Linked DNA regions of Homo sapiens: region 1 is linked to region 2. Evidence: read pairs that join two places in POLR2A ChIA-PET (ENCODE). Cell type or tissue: PC-3. All regions are shown on one strand.

Evidence for each region. Peaks named below come from ENCODE experiments on the same cell type or tissue, not always from the same donor. Only the 100,000 strongest peaks of a DNase experiment are listed, where the experiment ranks them.
Region 1: POLR2A ChIA-PET joins it to region 2 with 8 read pairs; 3 of 35 experiments call an interaction of 5 or more read pairs at or near these places.

What each region holds. Positions count from the first base shown.
Region 1 is chr19:18,210,550-18,214,549 of GRCh38, forward strand. It overlaps PDE4C (phosphodiesterase 4C), which reads right to left. Exons shown (of 15, transcript NM_001098818.4): 13 at 2,819-2,941; 14 at 1,210-1,392; 15 at 1-727. The coding sequence ends at 380. Among named protein-coding and RNA genes, the nearest start is that of RAB3A, 8.5 kb to the left of the region's middle. In PC-3, no CTCF peak of the experiment used is centred here; no DNase peak of the experiment used is centred here.
Region 2 is chr19:18,484,808-18,488,807 of GRCh38, forward strand. All of the region lies in intron 1 of ELL (elongation factor for RNA polymerase II), which reads right to left. Among named protein-coding and RNA genes, the nearest start is that of ELL, 35 kb to the right of the region's middle. RefSeq lists an enhancer at 660-1,245. In PC-3, CTCF peaks have their summits at 585 and 3,614; a DNase peak (open chromatin) is centred at 1,834; H3K27ac peaks cover 525 bases.

The DNA.
Region 1 (4,000 bases), 270 kb before region 2:
GCAATAAATATTTGATAAAGAAGGAAATAATTAAGTGACAGATGTGACTCAAGAGTGACCACTGGAGAGGGTGGACTAGAGGCTCCAGCAGACAGCACCTCTCCTCACAGGGATAGAAGCCCAGGAGAAAGACACCAGGGCATCGTAAGAGGCTGCCCCTTAGAGAGCTCTTTTAGGCAAGTCTAGGGTCAGAGTGGACCCCAGCCAGGTGCCTCCAATTAGACCCTGGGAGCCACCTATAACTAAGAGCTTGATTGTCTCCCTAAATGGGTGGGAAAGTGAAGCAGGAGCCACATGGAGCCTCTTCCTGGAAAGTCTGCCTGCCAAGAGCCAAAGGGCTTTACCATCCATTGCCCCTGCAGTTCACGCAGGGCTGGCCCTAAGTCCTCTGGTTGTCGAGGGGTAAGTCCCCAGGGTCTGGGCCGGCTTCAGGGGACAGGAGTTCAGTGTCAGGCAACTCCAAGGCCTCTTTGGCTAAAGCTGTCTCTTCCCCCTCCTCTTCTTCCTCCTCATCCTCTTCCTCTGCCTCCTCCAGAGTCAGTTCAAACTGGAATCTGTCAGGCCCGTCCCGCTCGGGGTTGGTGAGGTCTGAGGGACTTCGGGGGATCTTGCTCTGGTACCACTCTCGATTGTCCTCCAGCGTGTCCAGCAGGTCCTGTGCATCTGGGTGGACCAGGTCAGCCCAAGTCTCCCACAGTGGGTGAGCAATGTAGTCAATGAAACCCACCTGTGGCGGGGGGTGGGGCATGTCGGCATTTGGTGAGTTACAGTGAACCCTAGACTCAATCCAGCCTCCAGATCTTTAGCCAAGTTGTTCCCTCTGCCTGGAATGCCGCTTCCCAACAACTGCTCATCCTTCAAAACCCTTTTCAAATAACTCATTCTCTAGAATGCCTCCCTTAACCCTTCTGGCCTCCTCCAACCCCAACCCTAACCCCACAGGGCTGAATGTACGTGTCCCCCAGACTGGAAGCCCCTCCAGGGTCCCGCATGTCACCTAGAACAGATGTTTCCAAACCCCAGAAGTGCATGTCCCTCTCCCTGAAGCCCAGAGAGAATGGATCCCAGGTCTAACTCGGCCCAGACAGCACCCTTCAGGCACACTCCCTGGCTAGCCAGCCAGGGCCAAACCAGGGCTCGTGGGGTTGGCTCAGCCCCTCCTTTTACTTCCTCCCAGTGTCTACCGGTTCAGCCCAGTCCCCTGCCAACCTGGGACTTCTCCACTGAGGCCGTATGCTTGTCACACATGGGACTGATGTCCAGGCCCGACTCACGCTCGCGGTCTCCCTGCTGGAAGAACTCGGCCATGATGCGGTCCGTCCACTGGCGGTACAGGGGCAGCGGCTTGGTGGGGTTGCTCAGATCAGCACAGTGCACCAGGTTCTGCAAGACCTACAGAGATCGAGGCTTGGGAGGGCACTGGCGGGGCCCAGCCACACCTAGACCTGGCACCTCCACAGACAGGCTTGGTGCCATGGACACATTCATCTTACAGGTGGGGAAACTGAGGCCTGAGACCTGAAGAAATGGTTAAGGCACAGGCATGTGACTCTTGCCATTTCTTCAAGTTTGGCATCCAGTCGGCACTTCATAAATGAAGCTAAATGAGAATTGCAAAAATGGAGGCCCTCTCCGATTTTTTTTTTTTTAATGAGTTAGGGTCTCACGCTGTGACCCTGGCTGGAGTGCAGTGGCAAGATCTTGGCTCACTGCAACCTCTGCCTCCCAGGCTCAAATGATCCTCCCAGCCCAGCCTCCCGAGTAACTGGAACTATAGGCATGCGCCACCATGCCTGGCTAATTTTTGTATTTTTGTAGAGACGGGGTGTTGCCCAGGCTGGTCTCAAACTCCTGAGCTCAAGCGATCCACCCATCTCAGCCTCTCAAAGTGCTGGGATTACAGGTGTGAGCCACTGAGCCCAGCTTTTTTTTTTTTTTTTTAAGAGACAGGGTCTCACTCAGTTGCCCAGGCTGGAGTGCAATGGTGCAATCACAGCTCACTGCAGCCTCTAACTCCTGGCCTCAAGCAATCCTCACACCTTGGCCTCCCAAAGTGCTGGGATTACAGGCATGAGCCACTGCGCCCAGCCTTCACTCTAAATGTGTAAGAAACCTGGCTAAAATTGTTTTTGTTTGTTTGTTTTGGCTTGTTTTTTTGAGATGGAGTCTTGCTTTGTCACCCAGGCTGGAGTGCAGTGGGGTGATTTCGGCTCACTGCAACCTCTACCTCCCAGGTTCAAGCAATTCTCTGCCTCAGCCTCCCGAGTAGCTGAGATTACAGGCGCCCGCCACCACACCCAGCTAATTTTTGTATTTTTAGTAGAGATGGGGTTTCACCATCTTGGCCAGACTGGTCTTGAACTCCTGACCTCATGATCTGCCTGCCTCGGCCTCCCAAAGTGCTGGGATTATAGGCGTGAGCCACTGCGCCCGGCTGCTAAAGTTGTTTTTAAAGTAAAACCGGCCGGGCGCGGTGGCTCACGCCTGTAATCCCAGCACTTTGGGAGGCCGAGGTGGGCGGATCTCAATCTCATGGAGATTGAGACCATGGTGAAACCCCGTCTCTACTAAAAATACAAAAAAAATTAGCTGGGCGCGGTGCCGGGCACCTGTAATCCCAGCTACTCGGGAGGCTGAGGCAGGAGAATGGCGTGAACCTGGGAGGCAGAGCTTGCACTGAGCCAAGATGGCGCCACTGCACTCCAGCCTGGGCGACAGAGTGAGACTCCGTCTCAATAAATAAATAAATACATAAATAAATAAATAAAGTAAAACCAAAATTTAAAAAGGAAGCCCCAGTGCCCATCCAGCTACACACCTGGATTCGGTCGGAATAGTTGTCCAGGAGGAGGACACCGAGGCTTGTCACCTTCTTGGTCTCCACCATGGTCTTGAGGTCGGCCAGGAGGTTCATGTGTTTGGACATGTCTGTGGCCAGCACCTGGGGGCAGGCAAGGGAAGGTGACAGGCGCGAGGACCCTGCCCACCCCAACCCTCACTCCCAACTCCCAGATGCCACTCTGGCTCAGACTCAGCCCTCTGGGCCTCAGCATACTCATCTGTGAAATGGAAGGATGCAACTGCATTCACTGCAAACTCTGCTCAAAAGAGGGGCTCAGTCAGGGGCCCCTTTTGGGAGGTCATCTGGGTTGGCCATGAATTCCACATGTGTGACAGGGTGTAGTGGGGAGGTGATCAAATCTGTGCGCCTGGGACTTGTCAGACAGAGTCTCCCACAGTGGGTGGGCATTGTAGTCAATGAAACCCACCTGTGGGGTGGGTGGGGCGGAAGGCATTCGTTGAGTCACAGCAAACCCTAGAACCAATCCAGCCTCCAGATCTTTAGCCACGTTGTTCCCTCTGCCTGGAATGCCGCTTCCCAACTCCTACTCATCCTTCAAAGCCCTTTTCAAATAACCCACCCTCAGGCTGGGCGCCGTGGCTCACGCCTGTAATCCCAGCACTTTGGGAGGCCGAGGCAGGTGGATCACGAGGTCAGGAGATCGAGACCATCCTGGCTAACATGGTGAAACCCCGTCTCTACTAAAAATACAAAAAGTTAGCCTGGCATGGTGGTGGGCACCGGTAGTCCCAGCTACTCGGAAGGCTGAGGCAGGAGAATGGCATGAACCCAAGAGGCGGAGCTTGCAGGGAGCCGAGATCCTGCAACAGATCTGGGCGACAGAGCAAGACTCCGTCTCAAAAAAAAAAAAAAAATAACCCATCCTCTAGGATGCCTCTGTTGACCCTTCTGGCCTCCTCCAACCCCAACTGTGACCCCACAGGGCTGGTTAGGGGCTAGGGTGACTTGTGCCTGAGGACAGTGGGGAGGATGAGTTCTGTGCAAAGGGGCTGGAAGAGTTGGGTACATGGGAGGGAACTAAAAGAGGTGGCTGTGGCTGGAAGAAGTGAGCTCAAGAGAAAGGGAGGTGAGATTGAAGAGACTGAGGGCCTCTGGCAGCTGGGGTAGATTGTCCAGAGGCTATGGGAGCCACAGGGG
Region 2 (4,000 bases):
GACCTAGGAATTTTGAACGGAAGGCCTTCGAGAAACTGCCCTCTCACCAAACCTGCCTTCTGCCCATGGTCTGCGGTGCCAGATAACAACTGCTTTCCCCCAGACAACAGTGACCATGATCTGATCACATCTGACAATGGAAGAAGCTAAGGGACTGACCTAGGTCACTGGGGTCCTCCAGGGCACAGCATGGGCCTCTCCTAGCCCTGGGTTCCTGACGTTTCTGAGGTGAATGAGAACGCTCTAGGGCCTGACATGGGCCATCCCCTCATCAGAGCCCAGGCCAGGCCTCTGTGGGGGTTGGGTCCCTGAGAATGCAGCTCTGCCTTGCCACTGTGCTTCCTGCTCAGGCAGCTAGGAGGTCCCAAACCCCATTCACCTCCATGGGACTATTTGGAGCCCAGCAGAAGCGGCCCATGGGCTCTCCTCTCCCCAGGAGGCCCCTCCAGGCCTCCATCTCAACTCCCCTGCAGACAAGGCCATGTGTGTGCCTTCGACCTGTCAGTCTGTAGGGCCACCTCACTTTTGGGCCTTCCAAGCTCAACTGCTATTAGAGCGCCTCCTCTCTGCCACACTCCCAAGGCCACCCGTCCTCAGCCTCACCACAGAGCAGACTGGCCCCTTCTGCCGAGCCCCAGTGCACCCAAGCTTTCCAGCTGCCTCCACCTCTCCCCTGAAAACAGCTAACACTCCACTATGGGAGCCCATCTCCTCCCAGGGCCAGGGAGACCAGGGAGACCAGGGAGACCAGGTCTGGCCCCCAACTCTAAGGCTCATCTTAGAGGCGAGATTCAGGCCCAGCCCAGGGTGCCCCATGAGGCCTGGTGGTTGGAGGCAGAGGGTATCCCTTGCCCAAATTCGTGCCACATTCACAGTCACTGGGAAAGCTACGGGGATGGGCCGGGCGCGGTGGCTCACACCTGTAATCCCAGCACTTTGAGAGCCAAGACGAGCGGATCACGAGGTCAGGAGATTGAGACCATCCTGGTTAACACGGTGAAACCCCATCTCTACTAAAAATACAAAAAATTAGCCGGGCGTGGTAGCACACGCCTATAGTCCCAGCTATTTGGGAGGCTGAGGCAGGAGAATTGCTTGAACCCAGGAGGCAGAGGTGGCAGTGAGCCAAGATCACACCACTGCACTCCAGCCTGGGCGACAGAGCGAGACTCTGTCTCAAAAAAAAAAAAAAGAAAGCAAGCTACGGGGATGAAAACAGTTAAGGCACTCTCCTGGATGCATCACGAAGCCCCTCAGCCACTGTTTCTCCCTGAGAGCACAGCCACCCCCTGCTGACCTTGGCAGGAAGCAACAAGCCCCACAGCACAAACACCCCCAGGCTGCCCTGCAGAGGGGGCTCCACCTCGGGTGGGAGCCCTGCAACCTGGGAAGGAATCTGGGGAGGGGCTTCTGTGTGAAGCTTAGCTCAGGGCCCCAAGGGCGGTCAGTGTCAGGCACTGGCTCAACAGGGGCAGGAAGAGAGAGGCTGCTGAGCACCTCGTCCTCAGGCCACTCTGCCCCGTTTCTAACAGTCTATGTACAACAGACCCACCCAAGATGTACTCTGTGACCCAGAGTGGGGGTGCGGTCCTGGGAGTGTCCACTGTGGATGTGACCCAGGTCAGAAGGAGATGGCAGCTTGCCAAGCTACCAAGGCACACACTCAGGACCCAGGAGGACCGTCCTTCCTCCTCCGGTGGTCGGCCACACTCACCAAGGCTGCCCCTGAGGCCCTCAGAGACCCAGGCGGTTCTGAGAAGGGAGCCTGTCTCTGAAGCAGAAACCACGCCCTTTCACGGGGCCCCTGTGTCACGTCAGCCGCCTGGATGATTCACAGCTCCGCACCGGACTCGGCTCTTACCGCCTCATCTCATTGTCTGCTCACTGCAACCTCTGCAAAGCACCCAAACCCCTGTCCCAGAAGATAGGCAAAGATCACAGAAAAATAAGAGGATGCCAAGAGAATCTGGCACCCTTCAAGGCATGACCCGTGGTCCCCAGCCAGTACTCACTGCAAGGGTGCTCTTAGGTCCCCTTCCCAGTTTGAACCTGCAACCTGGGAGCTGCCACATCTGGACCTCAGGGATGTGACCTTGCCAGCCACAAAGGTTGGCATCGGGTCCTGCCTGCCACCTCACCCACATGCGCCTCTGCAGCCAACCAAAGCCTTCCAAGATGCTGGCCTCCACCGTCAGCTACATGCCATGCTGACACCTCCGATGCTTCCACCACCACGCAGTGGGTAAATCCTAATCACTCAGGAACACAAAGAAGGCCCTGTGCGTGTAGACCCTGCTGCTCAGACCCCGCTACCCCCCACCAGGAGACCCCCTGAGAAAGGAGTAACTGCTTCTGAGCCATTGCCCATATGGGCTGGCATTCCCCATAAAAACCCATTGAGGGCTCCAGAGGCTTCTGGGAACATCTGGACAATCCAACCACCCCAGAGAGTAGGGTCACCCCTCAAATGGGCAGGCCCAGTGAGGACAGAGCAAGCGTTACATATGTGTCCTGAGGTGGGCATCAAGGAGGTGCCACGAGAGCCAGGCCCCAGTCTTCCTTCGTGCTTGAGGAGCAGCTGGGTTTGGGGGACAGTTGCCCTCAGCATGGCCATAAACCACCTTGAGTGCTTAGGATGCGCACAGATCCCTGAATGTGCTGTCTCAGGAAAATCCTCCACCTTGCTGGGTCTGACAGAGGCAGCTGCATGAAACCAGCCCACTTTTAACTTTAGAGACAGAACCTGATGTGGCCACGGCCAGGCTGCACTAGCCCCTCAGGGAGGCCCCAGGCCAGATAAGCACTGCCTGCATCTTCCACTGAGGAACATCTCTGGGACGAGGACCCGTGCAGCTGCCTGATGCTCAGGTTCATCACCAACAGCACCAAGTTGTTCCTCTGGAGAGAATGAATCAGTCCCTTCAGATCCTCATCCTCCTGAAAGTTGAGCACATGGCTTCTAACAGGCCCAGGTGCTTACCTTCGGAACAACGGGATCTTCTATTACCCAGAAAAACAAAGTAGAGCCTTCCCGGTACAATCTGTACTTTCAGAATCCGAACACTCAGGAGCTGTGCTCAGAACCTGGCTGGCAGGGCCTGCTCTGCCCCATCCAGCTGTGGTCCCAGCCACCAGACTCCAACCTACCCTGACAGGAGCCCTGTGCCTGCCGGCCCCACCTCACTCTGGCCACAACCAGGCTGGCAAGTGTCCACCGTGGTCTCTGCCCAGTAATAACCTCAGCAGTGTGGTATGGTGTGGACATCCTCACCTGGTGGGCCCATCCTGAGAAACATGCCTGAAGGCACCCGGCAGGTGAGCAGGGAGAGAGGTAGGTCCCAGCCCGCCTCTCCACCTGGGTCTTATCTCACAAAAGGATCGGCCCTGTTATTGGGTTAGGTCGTGGGTAAGCGTACACCAAGATCCGCCAACTGACTTCTTCCCAGAAAGATGCCCGTCCTTCAGAGCAAACGGCCTGACAAGAAATGTCACCAAACTGGACTCCTCCCCACCAGCAGCATAGAACCCAGAGCACAGCTCCCACAGAGCCAAAAGGAGACCACACAGCAGGAAGCACGTGGCACTGCCAAGCTGGATAGGAGCTGCAGAGGCAGCCTGTGACCAGCAGGGCATGTGCTGGCCAGGGCTGGCCCAGGGCAAGTCCCCAAACCTCAGAGTACCCAGGAGGCCCTGGGGCTCAGGATCCAGGGCTCTAGGGAGGGGCTGCATGCTCCCAGCATCCACGGGGCGGGGGCTAGAACAGAACATGCTCTGCCAGGTGCTCAGCGCCCACACACCCTCAAAAGTCTGATCGCAGGGACCTTCTATGGACCGGGCTGTGCATCTTGAGGGCCAACTTCAAGCAAAGGAAAGCCTGATCACAGGGACCTTCTATGGACAGGGCTGCGCATCTTGGGGGCCAACTTTAAGCAAAGGAGGAGACTGAGGCTCAGGGAAGCCAGGTGCCTTGCTTAAGGCCACCAGCTCAGTAAGTGGCAGG